Regions from separate parts of the Mus musculus genome. Here region 1 is linked to region 2. A link is a loop called in an ENCODE intact Hi-C map of the cell type or tissue named here. Cell type or tissue: left cerebral cortex. All regions are shown on one strand. Region 1 overlaps Babam2 (BRISC and BRCA1 A complex member 2). Region 2 has its middle 6.2 kb from the start of Gm38424.

Evidence for each region. A loop is a pair of places that touch in the nucleus more often than their neighbours do. Peaks named below come from ENCODE experiments on the same cell type or tissue, not always from the same donor. Only the 100,000 strongest peaks of a DNase experiment are listed, where the experiment ranks them.
Region 1: a loop joins it to region 2, with 3 times the contacts of the local background. A loop is called at or near these places in 3 of 42 quality-filtered maps.

The regions. Positions count from the first base shown.
Region 1 is chr5:32,030,505-32,038,504 of GRCm38, forward strand. The region is part of intron 10 of Babam2 (BRISC and BRCA1 A complex member 2); the gene reads left to right. Among named protein-coding and RNA genes, the nearest start is that of Gm52770, 36 kb to the left of the region's middle. In left cerebral cortex, no CTCF peak of the experiment used is centred here; DNase peaks (open chromatin) are centred at 4,377, 5,468, 6,593 and 7,232; H3K27ac peaks cover 3,070 bases.
Region 2 is chr5:31,586,704-31,594,703 of GRCm38, forward strand. No RefSeq gene overlaps it. Among named protein-coding and RNA genes, the nearest start is that of Gm38424, 6.2 kb to the right of the region's middle. In left cerebral cortex, a CTCF peak has its summit at 2,173 (motif pointing right); DNase peaks (open chromatin) are centred at 3,280 and 4,613; H3K27ac peaks cover 496 bases.

The DNA of each region.
Region 1 (8,000 bases), 440 kb after region 2:
TTTTTCTTTTCTTTTATAGCAAAGATGAGTTTCAGGGACCCCAATAGATTTTGACTGATGATACCAATAATGCTGGGCTAGCTCTGCATGTGATAAATACTAGAAGGGGCTAGCTCTGGCATTTCTTAGAGCTTGCTTGCTATTTTCCATTAACTCTATATTGAAGAGCCCTGTTACATTTACTATTATAACTCAATTAGAAATCATTTTATTAAATACTTGGGCCAGACAATTTATTAGGTACCTGAATAAAAAATGATTCCCCCCTCAGAAATCATTATTTCTCACCACTCAAGAAAAGAATATTTAAATTGTCTCTTTTTTAAAATCATGGTCGACTTCAGAGCAGGCAGGGGCTTCATGAGGCATCCATGAACACACTCTGTAGTCTTTATTCTTTGGACAGGGATAATCCCTGTGATTACTGTATTCCTTGCACATAAGCCTAGTAGGACCTTAGTCTGAACCAAGAGTCGACCTGCTGATCACCTGGATGCTGTGAGGATCCTTCAGTCAGTTGACATTGTCAGCTGCTCCTGTAGAAGACAGTGAGTCTTAGCTTCATTCTAAATCACACTAATAGCTGTCACTTATGAAACACTGCAAGATAAAAATCATAATTGCCATTTTACAACTCGAAAGGTAGAAAGCAGAGTTCAGTGACGCGCCTAAGATGCCACAGGTGATAAGTGCAGAACTGAGTTTAGACAAAGCGCTGAGTGTCCAGACTCCGACCCAGCTCATTCTGTGCTCCCTTTGTCTGACGCACATGATGATGTAACACCTTCGCTGGTCCTCCAGATACCATCTTGCTCTGCTTCCCTGAGATTCGAGTCAGGATGCTAGGGATGTGGGCACATGGAGTTAGCATATACAGATGGTGTGCCAGAGCCTTTGGGACAAAAGAGAATATGGAATACTTTGTGTTCCTTTAAAATGGTTATAGAATGTTGGACTTGTTGTAGTTGGAGATGAAAGGAGGCAACTGCCACACGCGTGTGAACGTCTTTAGTGGGTCTCACCTATCATTCCTGGAGATTTTGGTAAATGTAAGGTGGTTTAATGCTCTTTATTTACTTGGGCCTGGAGCTGGACCAGAGCCATCACCTGCCTGCCACCACAGCAACTTCCTGCTGCATACTGGAAATTGTTCTTCAAAGTCTCCACCCAGGTATTGAACCAATGTGACCTCTTCTCCTCATGGCACAGGCCCTCAGAGGGATGGCTGCACTTCTAACCATAGTAACATGACATGATCACAGTCGCCAAATACTATTGCTTTTGTTTTTAATTTTGGAGAGATAGGTTTGTTAATCCATTTCAAAAGAAACAAGTCCACATGCCCTTTACTGTGAGTATCCCTTCAGCATGTCAAGCCAGAAACCATCCCCTGGTTTTGTAAAGGATTTTAGATATGGCAGAGGCATCTGTCACCAGTGTTCTCCTATGAAAGGGAAAACAAAACAGGTTAGCTATAGGAGGCAACACTGTACAGCTTTGCATGTGGAGTTAAAATAGGAGGCTAAAACCGGGCTCTGGGATGTCACTTCAAGCCCAGAAGTTACCCTTAGCTTGTAGCACTTATGCTAATCAGTAACAGTTAACTGTCTCGTATGAGCCTTCTGTCAGTTCTAGGCACTTGGTAGAGTTTTATACACCGACTTTCAGGGACCTGAACTTTCTGTTGATGCAGAAAGAAAGAAAACACAGATGTGACAGATACAATGACATCTGCAGAGAGGAGGAAAAGGGAGTGCTGTTTGACTGGGTTAGCACCCAGCGGGCGTGGTTTTAAAACTCTAACTGGATAGGCTACATAATAGGACCCTCTCTCAAACCAAACCAAACCAAAGACCCAGTTTGAGGCTGGCTGCTTCATAACCTGATAAACAGGAGATAAAGGAGCAATTTATTCCCAGGTCTATGATGACATTGTGCTCAAAACTAATTCAAAAGCCTGTGAAACCCTGAACATTTATCTATGATAAAGTTTTAACAGCCAAACAAGATATCACAGTTTTTTAGAAGTCTAGACATTGGACTTAGTGAATTGAATATCTTGTCAGAAAATAGTCTTGAAGGCAGGACCCACTAAAGCGTAGAGCTTCAGGAAGAAAAGCTAAGTGGAGGATTAAAAGCTAAATAATTATGGGGCGACTTATCATTTAAACAAAGGCTCAGAAGTAAGAGAGAGTCCGCTCAGGTCAAGGAGTGAAACCTCAGCTTAACTCAGAACAGTCTAATGATGGTGTGGCTTGTACAAGTGTGCCTTTGTTCCAAAGGGCAGTGCTATAGATAGAAAGCTAAGAATTAGGTAGAGGTTGTTTTTAAAAAGGTGTGGGGGTGGGGAGGGGGCTGAGAGTGGGTGTAGGTATGGGGATGAGGAGGGGGTTGGGAGGTGTCAGTTGGTGCCCACAGAGAACAAAAGAGAGCTTCAAATCCCCTGGAGCTATAGTTACAGGCAATTGAAAACCACCTGATATGAGTGCTAATGACCCAGCTCTGCTCCTTTATGAGTAATAAACTTTCTTAGCTGCTGGTCACTTCTTCAGCACCAGGACATACATTCTTTATGGCTGACTGGAGTGAGCAAATAGCTAAGGGAGCCTCCGTCATGTGAGAAGTACAAGATAATTCAAGATGGTGCTTGTATAGCAATCAGGAAGGAGCTCTTCCTTCTGCCTGAGGAAGCAGGAGGCTGTGAGAGAGGTGGGAGGTGAGAGGCAAGGGCAGGCCCAACCGTATCTGGCTGCTTGTAGACCAAGGGGAGTCAGTCCAATGTCCTTGCCATAGGAAGTCACCTCTCTCAGGGAGCTCTGCTCACAGACTTCTAAGATGCCACGGGACTGCTTTGCTCTGGCTGCTGAGAAGATAGGGGCTAGCCGAGCCTATAGATAAGGCGTCCTGGTGGAGGAGCTGTTCTTACCCAGTTCCCTTGACTGGCACATCTGCTCCACCCAGCTTTGAATGGCCCCAGCCCTTGGAACAGCATGGAGAGCTGTACAGATGATAGAAAAAGCATTCATTTCACCATCAGAATACTGGGTTAGGTTCTCAACCCCACCACATAGCCTTGAGATCCTGTATTTGCATCTGTGAAATGGAATTGTCCCTATGCATGCCTACCTTCTATGGTAGGACCTAAATGAGGATTAAAAGCAAATTAGAGTCTATCCATGCTTTAGCAATGCAAGGTGTGAGCTACTTCTGTGTTTGCCACACCCTTACCTCCTCCCTAGCTACACCAGGTCAAGTCAGGTCACCTCCCTTCTGGATTATTTTGCTGGCCAGCTCCTGTGCCCAGATATCACATCCAACCAATGAAGACATGGCTTTTATCCCATGGCCTCTCAAGGGAACATTCTCCTGTGACCAGCAGGCTTTCTCTCCTACTCAGCAAGAACCTGTGTGCTGACCCTCCTCTCTGTCACTCCTTGGCCTCATCTTTCTTGTACCATTTCTGAAAACCCTTCTTCTGCTTAGCTGTCCTGTCTGAGTATCCACCTGCTCTGAAGAACACACACTTACATTTTGCCGTTTCATTATCCTGTGAACTTGTCTCATTATTTCAGCTTCTTTGCCCCCTGAGGTCCAAGACTACACTGAATGATATCCTAACGTATCGTTAGACACAGAGCCTCCCACAGTGGTCGGCCCTGAGCCGAAGCTCCATAGCCTCTGGGTGTTGGGAGCCCCTTGAACTTGGACAGACAGGGCCCCTTTCCTCTTCCTCCTCATACCCTGAGAGGTACATGGTACACCCATTTTGCAACGAGAAAAGAGCTGACGGGGCTACGTGTCATCTACCTTGTGGGAATGAAAGGGTAACTAGGGTCTCTGCATCCTGAAAGGGATCCAAAGTAGAGATGTGATCATGAGGTGGCCCCTGGAACATAGTACACAGGCCCTCCTAGGACTTGAGGCTAAGGCTGATTAGTAAAGTCCTCACTAGGCCCAACAGGAAGCAGTACTAGGCCCAACATGATGGCAGGGGGCAGCCCCTCAAAAGGATGAGGAACAGGATTCAGGTGATCCAGCTGACCTATTTAATATAAATCAAGGAGTCAGGAAGGACTGGAGTGACTCAGCCTCTGCCTGGCTGGAGCCGTCAATGGGCTTTGTAGCCTATTTCCTGGGGACGTTTTCAGCTAAATCAATGATTTCATCATTCTATCCCTAAGCACCCTCAGCAGCTAGTTGCGACTGTTCACGTGACTGTCTGGGTGAGGCCAAGAGGTCTGACCTCTGACAGGAGAAGCTGGGACAGTGGTGGCAAGTGTTAGGCTTGGTGGTAGTAGGAAGTTTGTTCCTTTCCAGTCTCCCCAAGTAAGCCAGAGTGTGAGTGAGTGGCACTTTGGTATCTGAGCAGCTTTGCCTCACTCGTGAAGAGAGGAGCTCCATGGAGACAGCCGCTTCCTGCCCCTGGTTGAATTCATTGTACAGGCTGGGGTAGGAAGACAGCGAGTTGGCAATGGAAGTCTCACCAGGCAATCTGAAGACCAGAGGTCAGGCCTGAGCGTCAGAAAGTAGCCAAGTGGACAGGTAGAGTGCCAAGGCTTAGTGTATGTCTCTAGGATCCAAAGATGAACATTTAATGCATACAAACTTATTGGCGCAGCTATGCCTTTTATCAAAAAAGTCATACATTTACAGTCCAGAATTGTTAAGAAAATAGAATTATCAAGAGATGTCTTTCCATAGTCAATATGTTCTCCTTACTAAGAGAAACGTCTTTAGCCTAAAATATTAAAATTCTAGCTCTCATATGCTGGTAGGAATAGCTTTACTTATTTGACTGACTGACTGATTGATTGATTAGCAGGATTTCTAGTCCAGGGTGGCCTCAAACTCATTAGGTAGCCTAGGACGACCTTGGACTTTTGATCTTACAACCACACCCAAGTTTATGCAGTGCTGGGCATGGAACCCTGGGTCTTATAAATGCTAGGCAAACCTTCTGAAAAACTGAAAAACATCTCAAGCCCAGGGATAGCTTCCAGTGAATTCCTTCCCCACAAGCTCTATTTACAATCCTGAACATCTCAAGCATTGGGTACATTATGTTTTTTTTTTTTTCCTAAAAAAAAAAAAATGTTCCCTGAAACCTTCTTCCCTTCTCCTTTCCCCAGTTCACCAAATTCTTATCTGAAGCTTGAGGGAGAAGAAAATGGGGGCTAATATGACAACAAGATTTGTACCTTCACAAGTAAATATCACAACTGAGCTGGGTAACTACTTGTGGAAGCTTGTTAGGTCACAGTGACTCACTTGCGTAGATGAGGTTATTTTTAGAGCTGTAATTTGTACTGTTTAGAAAAGAAGAAAGAGATGGTAAAAGGCTAGATAGCTCATTATAGTTTACAGAGCTCATGAACCCAGCATCCATGCAAAAGATGACTAAGCAAGGGGTCGGGTGGTACTTTCTCTCAGAATTTCACAGACGTGAGTCATCCACTTCAGCCTGCAGACACAGCATCAGGTACCTGTGACTCAGCTCCCATTTAGACAGAGCACTAGAATTCAATTCTGATACGCTTTTGTAGCTAAGTAGTGAGGAAATTACATAGCAAAGCAAAATAGGCCTTTGTACCAGGCAGCCATCCAATGTTTAAGCAAGGACTGATTGATCTTCGTCTCTGGTCTTTCAAAGAATCTGTTTATGATCCATGCTAGGTGATGTCTTTTCATTCTGCTGCGTCACACTGCAGTGCATCTCACCACACTGGCTCTTCTGACCCAAGTATTCAGTCTCACAGCTTCTCCACTCCCATGTCCAGCCAGCACGTCCTAAAACCAGGAGTGTGTGTGTGTGTATGTGTGTGTGTGTGTGTGTGTGTGTGTGTGTGTGTGTGTGTGTAAATCTTTAGCCTACAATATTAGCATATTAGTTCTCATGAGCTGCAAAAAAACAAAACAAAACAAAACTTCCAAAGGCTTTCCATTCCACGTTTACCTATGGTCAGAGTTATAAGAATATAATAATATTTTCTTCAAGTGTTTTTCTTTCTTTTTAAAAAATAAGTTCCCTTGTGCCCCAGGCTGCCTTTAAACTTACTCTATAACCAAACTTGAAGTCCTGATCCTTTTGTCTTTCCCTCTGAGTTCTGGTATGATCAGCACATGCCACTACCCCTGGCTTTAAAATGTTTTTTTCATGCTTAAAAAATTATACAACTACTCATGCACATAAGATTTCTCTGTAGATGAGCAGCCTGGTCAGTGCAAGTGTACATTCATCCAACAGGCTTTCTCTCTCTTCTCAGATGCTGAGCTCTGCTAGCCCAATTGTCATCAAGGCATAGCCTCACACACTTAGCTCCTGTTGTCACTTAATTACACAGTTTATTTAGAGTTAAGTCCTTAGAGTGTAACCTGTCTGTTTATATGTACAGAAAGTGGTCCCTTTCAGTTTGCAGACCTATTATTGGATTGTTTATAGCCAACAATAAATGTAACTATACTTATCAATGAAACATCAACAATGATTGCAAAAAGTAAGTACTTCAGAAAGAGACAGGATGTTTTCTCCCCTTTGCCTGCCTGTCCCAAGCCACTTGCAGCCATTTCTGACACTTGGCAGCTGCCTCTTTTACCATCTGTCGTCTTTGCTCCAAACCTGCTGTGTCAGTAGTACTGTTACCAGGAACAGCAGAACATGCACAGGCTAATGTCCTATTGTCACGGAAAGCCCTATGTATATTTAAGTCAACTCAGCAAACATTGAAATGTATGCTGTGAACCTAACCCTGGAGTAGGCCTGGAGGTGCAGAAGAGGTGAGGTGCACACATTTGTCCAGGGGTGGGAGAGTCAGACATGTAAATGTACAGATGCACATGTAGACTGCTGGAACACAGGAGTGCCAAACCTCTGGAGATCTTAGAGAACGGCTCTGCCTGAACTTGCCCTTACATGTAGATGAGATTTATAGGTAAGGGGGCAAGGACGCTCCAAAGAGAACAGCAGAGTGTACTCAGGAACTGATTAGTATACCCTCATGGTGGAGATAATTCATAAAGTTGACTTTTGGGATGCGTGAGTAAAGAATGGCAGATGACAGAAGAGAAATCTGAACCGTGTACGTCACTTGTTCAAAATATGTCGTCTTACTGATGCAAAGGCCTGGAGGGATGTTAAAGATGGATGTGGCATTATCTTAGACTCCCAAGGATGATGGCAGAGAGGAGGAGAATGCAAGTGGGAAGAGGCCGGGGGTAGAAAAACCACTTTGGTAACTAGTTCAGGCAAGAGAAATGTGAGGTTCTAAAACTGTGGGAGTCAGGAGAGGAAAGGACAGAGTCTAGAAATACATCAGAAGCAAATTGGGACTTGGTGAGCACTCAGATTTGGGGGGGGGGAGGAAGAGGGAGGACTTGTAGAGTGCTTTGTAATTCTGAGCCTGGCTAGCTAAGGAAAGACTGGAAACTGAAGAAGAGGACCAGAAGTCAAAGAATGAGAATGAGTTTAGATATATTGAGTCTGTGGTGTTTGTGTGATAAGCCAGTGCAGATGTTCGGTGACTATCACAAAATAGATGTAACAAAAGCTTTGTGACCACATACTGATGGCGGTTGAAGCCCTGGCACTAGTGGCCAACAGCTGGTGAAGGGCAAGAGAAGACTGCTGCTGAAAAACACTAAGTGGCCGGCCGAGGGGAAGGTGAGCCAGTAAAGGGCATCTGGAGGGAGGGGACAGGATGGGGAAGGCCAAGGAAAAGTATCATTGTGGTAATGGTTGTAGGGGCTTATGGGTAGGGTAAGAACCACGAATACATTCAGATAGACAGAAGTCACGCATGAGCAGGTTCTCAAATTTGTTGCCAGTCCTCTTTTGGGAGTTTAGAGAAGGAAGGAAGGAAGAGGGAATAGGTGGTAGCTGGTAGAGCTGATGCCAGGAGGGCAGCTTGGAGAACGGGATGGTCTCCAAACAAGCATTGTTCAGCATAGAGTGTAGCCCCTCCTAAGAAGACCATGGAGGAGTGACATGTGGCTAGTGCCACCTC
Region 2 (8,000 bases):
GGGCGACAGGTCCCAGGCAGACGGACCCAGCAGGCAAAGGATTTCCCCTGGGCCCAGAGAGGCCCCAGGATCATCCCAGACTGAGCAAACCTGGGAAAGGCTGCGGCTGGGGAGTGACATCAAATCCGGGAAGGCAGCAGGGCGGGGAGCAGGAAGCCTTCAGTTTCTGGAAAGGACCCTGATGCAAGACCCACTGAGCCCGCTGGGCCAGCCCACGGCCCGAGGCAGCTTCTCTGCCAGCTTCTCCTGAAGGACCAACTGGACTGTTGTTGCTCGAGGAGGCTGCAGCCAGAAGGTCTCCTAGGCTATAGGTGCTTCAAAAGGCCACACCAACTTTGCAAGAGGCAGCCACACTCTCCCTTAATTTTTATGCAGGAATGCCCTGGGGACACTACCCAGCCACCCAGGGGCCAGGCCTTCTGCCTGCAGTGACAATTGTCCCGTTGCTTCTCATCCCTTTCTTCAGAAAGTCTCTATGCCTCTGCCTTCTGTCTCTCTCTCTCTGGGAAGTGGTTACGTGGGACTTCTAGGTAGTAGCCCTGTTCCTAGCTGGCTTCTGGTGACTGCAGAGCTGAGCTAAGCCTAACTCAGTTTATAATCTGAGTGATAAGAAGGAGACAGAGGGTGGAGAGCCAGGAAGATGTACCTGAGACAGGAGGAGGTGAACTGGCATGAGTCTGCTAAGAGACTGAGACCATAGGAACTTCAGAGTCCATACTCCGAGACCTACAGACAGGTTTCTGTCTGTCCTCATGGGGTTTTGAAAATTGGGGAGTTCATGAGAAAAATCCAGATTTCTAGGCTAAATGTGGTGGCAGACACCTGTGTTCCCAGAACTCGGCATGAGGCAGAAAGGTTATGTAGTTTGGGCAAGTCCCAAGCCAGACTGCGCTACACAAGAAGACCTTATCTCTTAAGAATAAAAACATACACAAACAAACCAGATTTCTTATTCTTCTGGACAAATTAAAAAAAAATCTGGTGACAGCAAGCCCACGCTTCCCGTGTATCGGAAGCCAAGCTTTGAGGGCCCTATGGCTTTTTCTTGGTCCTCTTTATTTAAACTTTCTGCCAGTTCAGGGATACCTGTGACCTCCTTGATCCCCTCTAATGCCCTGGGGGGCGGGGGGGGGGTTGAAAGCTTCATCTCAGGAAAGAAACTCGGAGAGAGTGTGGCTTCCCACTTTGTATGAGGCCACAGCCAGGGAGAAGTAGACGAAACTGGACTCCCTGATTATCCAAGCTGTTTTCTTCCTCTGCTTTTCTTGTGTATGAGATCTGGTACTTCCTGTCCAGCTCAGTGGACTACAGATATATACACTGGGTGACAACTCCTTTGGGGACTTCTAGGCCACTGCAGAGTCCTGAGCCATGCTAAGCAGCTCTAAGAGGCTCTGGCGAAGCACTTTACCAAACCACAGTGCATTGTGGCTTAGGAGCCTACAGCAAATAATAAGACACAGAGGTCCTCCACAAGGGAGCACTGACCTCTGGCCTCTCTGAGAGGTGCTGTCCCTTCCTGGCTCCCTCCTGGCTCTGGAAGTGATTTGCTCCATATGGCCATAATAGAAGTGGGTGGATGATAGTCAGGCCTCCTTGGCCCACACCTCCCAGTTCATCTAGCCCAGTCAGACGTCCTTGAATGAAAGACCTGGTTAGATGTGCAGGCTACCCTAATGGCTTCTAGAAATGAATTGAAAAGCAGCAACTTCAGGTCAAAGGGGTCAGTGTGAGCTGAGGTAGCTACTACAAACAGCTCTTTACAGTTTGTTTATTTTAAAATATTAATTTAATAAAAAATGAGCAGGTTCTATTTATGCATTTAGGAACACACACACACACACACACACACACACACACACGTACAAATGTAGCAACCACTAATGAAAAAGAGACCGTGAGTTTGAAATAGAGTAAGAAAGGTTTTGGAGGGAGTAAGAGGTGTATTATAATCTCAAAAATACAAGAAAGGAGTTATATATTCCAGAAGAGGGCATCAGATTTCGTTACGGATGGTTGTGAGCCACCATGTGGTTGCTGGGATTTGAACTCAGGACCTTTGGAAGAGCAGTCGGCACTCTTAACAACTGAGCCATCTCGCCAGCCCTTTTATTTAATTTCTGTGGATGTTTTGCCTACATGCAGTGCTCGTGGAGGCCAGGAGAGGGCGGCAGATCCCCTGATTTGGAGTTAGAGATGGTAGTTGGTCCTCCTGTGGGTGCTGGAAATCGAACCCAGGTCCTCTAGAAGAGCAGCCAGTGCTCTTAGCCCCTAAGCTCCAACCTCTCTTTACAGTTTATAGAAACTCTTATCTTCATGTAGCCTGTGGTTCTCCAGCCTTGTGAGCCACACAGTTCACGGGTGCTCATACAGGGGAGGCACGGAATTGCACAATTGCCTCAAAACTTGAACAACTTTACTTCATCTTTTGTTGATTTTTGAGGCAGGGTTTCTGTAGTCCAGGCTTGGGCTGCCTTTGTGGCTGAGAATGATGTTAGACTTTTCATCCTCCTTCCTGTCTCTACTTCCAGGGTGTGAGGATCGCAGGTATGCACTATCACACCCTGTTGATGCAGCACTGGAGCTCAAACCCGGGACACTGCATGCTAGGCGAGCACTCTGCCAACTGAGCTACACCTCTGGTTCAACGTCACCTTTCCTTTGTTTTTATTTCCTCATTGATGAAAACAAATCAGAGGTGTGCTGGCTCACACCTAAAATCCCAGCACATGAGGAGCTGAAGCAGAGAATCACCTCAGCCTGGGCTACAAAGTCAGACTGTCTCAGAATAAATAAATAACCATAAAATAATAAGATAATATTCTTGCTTAAGCAAGATTGGTGAGTGCAGAACTCTTAGGATGTGTCGTGGGTGGAATACCTTAAATGTATGTCACGAGGACTAATGACACAACGTGCGGACGATCAGAGACCCTGGAGGAGAGTGGTAGGCGAGTATTAAGTGCTTCTCAGTTGAGTGAACTGTACACTTGTTCATAACGAAGTCTGAGGGGTACACACAGGAAGAGGGAAGCAGTGGGACTCCCTGCGGCTTTTGTAGCCTTTCCTGCACATTTTCTGCGTCTCATGCCAAGTTGCCCTTTATCCCAAGCCTTTGGACTTCTAGCGGCTGGAAGCAGAAAGTTATCTGTAGATGATGGAGTGCTGGGCCTGGGCTGTGTAATGACCAGCCTTCCGCTTGCTTGAAGTTTCCGCTGGGAGGCTGGAAGCCGCAGCATCCAGATGGCTAATTGCCTCGTGCCTGTTTCTGCAAATCACAGTGATTCACTGTCCCTGCCGAAAACACGCTCTCTTTTCAAAGATTTAATGGTTTCCAAAATTAATTTAGCCTCATCTGTTGTGCCTCTGCCCTCCTGCACTGTCCCCTCCCCCTAAGACCCCCTTTCCTTTCTCCCTGCCTTCCCCACAGGATGCAGCGCTCTATCCCATGAAGCTGTCACTCACACTCCAGGGCCCTTTTCAGGGTCACCTGAGCACAAACTGAGCTTGGAGCTGTTGGTGGGAGCCTAGGAGGGCAGGGCTCGTGCTATCGACTGTTCCCATAGTCTTCCGTGCTCAGCTACCCAGCCCTGCTCTGACCGACACCCCCAGATGTCGGGAGAGTTCTGAGCAGCTACCCATCCGCACTGATTTGTTTCTAAAATTCCCAAAAGTCATCAGAGGGTCAGAATGATGCTGATGGCAGCTCTCAGCCTGACCGGGTATAGACTCACCTAGAAGACAAACCTCTCCATTAACTGTGAACAGAGCCATCCGTGACTGCGGTCCAGAAGTGGACCCGGGCACTGCATTCATTCCTCTCTGCTTCCTGATAGCTGATGTAACAAGACCAGCACCTCAGGCTCCTGCTCCCATGATTTCCCTACCATGACAGACTGTACTTTAAACTGAGAGCCATAATAAACCCTTCCACCTGGCTTTCAGCAGGCCTTCCACCATAGTAACAAGACAGGGGACCGACATAGATACCATCTATTGATGCCTATTCGATACCTGGAGTTTTAGTTCCCCCTTCCATATATTCCCATAGAAGTGTAGTACACATTTAATTAAACAAACTCAATGCTTATGTTGTCTTCACTCTGCACATAACATGGCCACTACTGAACAGTGGTGCTCTTTAATTACATCCCCTCCAACTACTATCAACTACCTTGTCTCCTGAGCTAACTATCGGCTTTTCTTTTGCTTAACTCAGAAGTAGCTGTTGCGAATATTTCCCATGTGTATGCCTTAACTGTCGAGGACAGTTTTTCCTGAATGGCCCCTTGTATCATCTGGTAATCTATCACCACCCCGCCCCATGCACACCCACTACTGGAGGCCTCCTGGACCGACTGTCATCCTGATCCAAGTTGGATGGGCTCCTCTCTGCACCTGGGGCTCAGGTGTCATCACAGGACGCCGTGTAATCAGCAGCACCCTCCGGATTCCTCCTCAGACTTTTAGAGTGCCCTTGTTTCTTGTCTTGGCTTAGCCTTCCATTTCACTGAATCATATCTTTTACTATAGTCCTAAGAAAAGGTGCGTGGGAGGTAAAATCTTTTGAGTTCTTACATATCTGAAAATACCTTTCCCCACGCTTAGCCTTTATTTGGCCAAGTGTAAAATTCTGGGATAAAAGTACTTTTCACTCAGAATGCTGGGTCCCTACCACCTCTTTCTTCAGCACCATGTGCTTCTGTTGGAAGCTCTGATGCCACCTGCATTCTTACTCCTTCCCACAGGCCTTGGCTTTTTCTTTCTAGAAGCCATTCGCTCGCTCCACTACCTGGACATTCTGAATGTTGAGATATTGCTTGGCATTTTCCTCCATTCTGTGTGACACTTAGTGGGCGCATTTAATTTGAGATTTATTTCCTTCTCTTCTGGGAAACTTTATTTCATTATTGTTGGGTTTTTGTTTGTTTTGGGGTTTGTTTTGTTTGTTTCTTTGTTTTTTCGAGGCAGAGTTTCTCTGTGTAGTCCTGGCTGTCCTGGAACTCACTCTGTAGACCAGGCTGGCCTTGAACCCATAGAGATTCATCTACCTCTGCCACCACCTGGCTCATTATTATTGTTTTAAGATAGGGAGTCATTATATAGCCCAGGCTGCCCTTACTTGTGATCCTCCTGGCTCAGTTCTTCCTCAGTGGGCCAGAACTGGGATTCCTTGGGACTGAAGACATAGTTCAGCAATTAAGAACCTTTGCTGCTCTTGTAGAGAATTGGAGGTGTGCATCACCTGTACTGAGCAGCTCAGGACTACCCATAACTCCAGCTACAGGGGATCTGATGTCCTCTCTAGGGGAACTTGCACACACACACGCACACACACACACACACACACACACACACACACACACTGAGATCTTTAAAATGTGTAGAGGCTAGAAGTTAAGAAGGGGCTTAGAAGTTAAGAAGGCTTTCTGTTCTTAGAGAGGACCAAGTTCCCAGCACCTATGTCAGACATTTTATAAACAACCACCTATAACTCCAGTTTAGGGGGAACTGATGCCCTATTTGGCTTTTGCAACCTCTCTCCAGATGAAATGGTTTTTTTGGAGGTCCACTAACAAGAACTGTGCTTGCCTCCCTCAGTGACAAACTCCTTTTTGGGTCAAAATCCATGTAGCTGATCAGGAAGTGTTTGCCTTTGGTGGGAATGGGGACTATTGTCCATGTTCATCTTTGGACTGCTGTCGAGTTGGGCTGGTTATGATGAAGACGTGGCTTAGAGGGAAGACAGCAGAGAAACAGAGGGCTGGGGATGTACCTCGCTCAGTAAGTTGTTTTTCCAACCCGTCTAAGGTCCTGAGATTAGTCCTAACTAGCACTGATGCTAGCTAGGAATCAAGCATATGTTAACTAGCTGACTACCTATAATCCCAACACTAGGGAGTATGTGACTAGCTCAAGTTACATGAGATACTGTCTCGAAAGACAAAAATAAAACATCCCCACCTCTGCACCCCTTCCTATAAACAAACAAATGAATAAACAAACACCATCGGAGATGTAGCTCACTTGGTAGAAAACCTGCCTAGTGTGCACAAGGCCCTGGGTATTGTCCCTAGCACCATATTTACCCAGGCATGTGGTGCAGCGGAAGGATTAGAAGTTTAAGGTCATCTTCAGCTGCATAGTGAATTTGAAGCCAGCCTAGGTCATGTGAGATTCTGTTTCAAAAAAAAAATCCGACCAAACGAGCAGAGGAGAGGGTAGTAAGAATATTGATAACAGGGCCTGGAGAGATGGCTCAGCGGGGTGAGTACTTGCTGCTGTTGCAGAAGACCTGGGGACCACACAATGGCTCACAACCATCCATGACCTCAGTTCCAGTGGTCCCAGTGCCTGCAGATATGCATAGAATGCACATGCATGTGGCTCAGGTAAAATACTCATATATACTCATATACAGCTTGTAGCTGGCATGGTGGCACATGCCCCAAGTCCCATCATTCAGGCAACAGAGGTAGGCTCTTCACTGCAAGGTCAAGGCCACCCTGGCATATGTAACAAGTTCCAGACCAGACAGGGAGATTCTGTCTCAATAAAATAACAACACTTATAATCCATGATGATAATAATTACAATGCCAAAAGATTTTCACATTCTGTTTCATTTGCTCATTAAAAGTATGTATCGGTGCTAGAGAGATGGCTCAGTAGTTAAGAGCACTGGCTTCTCATCCAGAGGACCTGGGTTCAATTCCCAGCACCCACATGACAGTTCACAACTGTCTGCAACTCTAGTTCCAGGGGATCTGACCTTCCCTTCTGACCTCTGTGGCGCTGGGCATACACATGGTGCACAGACATACAGGAAAGACATCAGTACACATGAATAAATAAACTTTAAATGTTAAGAAGTAAATATCAATATCGTTAGATCATGGGTAGTTGGCTCTGGCAGGCAACTAGAACACAGTTACCACCTGCCATTTTGGAGAAACCTGCTCCAAGTCTTAAGCCAGGATTTATCAAAGGAAACAGGCCATGCGTAGACTCAGGACTTCCTGAGCGGTGCACACGATGGCTCCAGTGCACCATGAAGAAAGGGGTACTTGGTGCTTCTGGGTGCTTGCAAAGGAAGGACTCATGGAGCAGGAGATGCCCCATAGTAGACTCTGCAAAGCAGCAAGAACAGGATTGATTGGGCAGTGTGGCCTCTGATGAGGGTAGTGTATCACAGCCAGAGGGAGGGGCAGAGCAGACTGCTCACATTCTGAGCAAGGGAGCGAAGAAAGAAAGAACTATAGGGTCTGTTCTAAGAAGACCCCCAGTGACTGAAGATCACCCTTTAAGGATTCTGCTTACTAAATATCATAGCACCATCCTTTCAATACAGCCACCTAGGGGAGTAGGCCTTTGACATTTGCATCTTTGGGGTCCCTATTCATAATCAAGTGACAGTAGCAGGGTAGGCCACTTGGTGCGCAAAGTTTCATGGCAAACACAGAAAAGGGCCATAAATTTGTGTGAGTTGATTTTTTTTTTTTTTTTTTTTTTTTTGGAGACAGGGTCCTACTATGTACCCCTGGCCAGTCTGGCATTCCCTGTAGACCAGGTTGGCCTCAAACTGGAATTAATTCTCCTGCTTCTGTTTCTGCTTCTCACATGGTAGGCTTGCAGGAGGATCTTAGCTAATGGTTTATCATACACTGGATTAATGTGTACAACTCACAGTGACAGCCCTGAAGTGGAGTGTATGCATTTTTACTGCCCAGCACAGACAGGCTGCTGAGTCTTTGGTATCAACACACTGATTTTCTGTGTGTGTGTGGAAGGGGCACTTCTCCATATCCTTCAGTCAGGTGATTAGAATCGGGTAGAGTATATAACTCAGACCTGACAGAGCCTCAGAGAGACCTGCATGACCCAGTCTGGACCAGTGAAACTTGTCTCTGGCACTGTTGCTTCAAATTTTAGACAAGAACTGTATTTTTTATCAAGATTGAAACTAAGTATGGATAAATGTTAGCATCTGTTTATTTACTT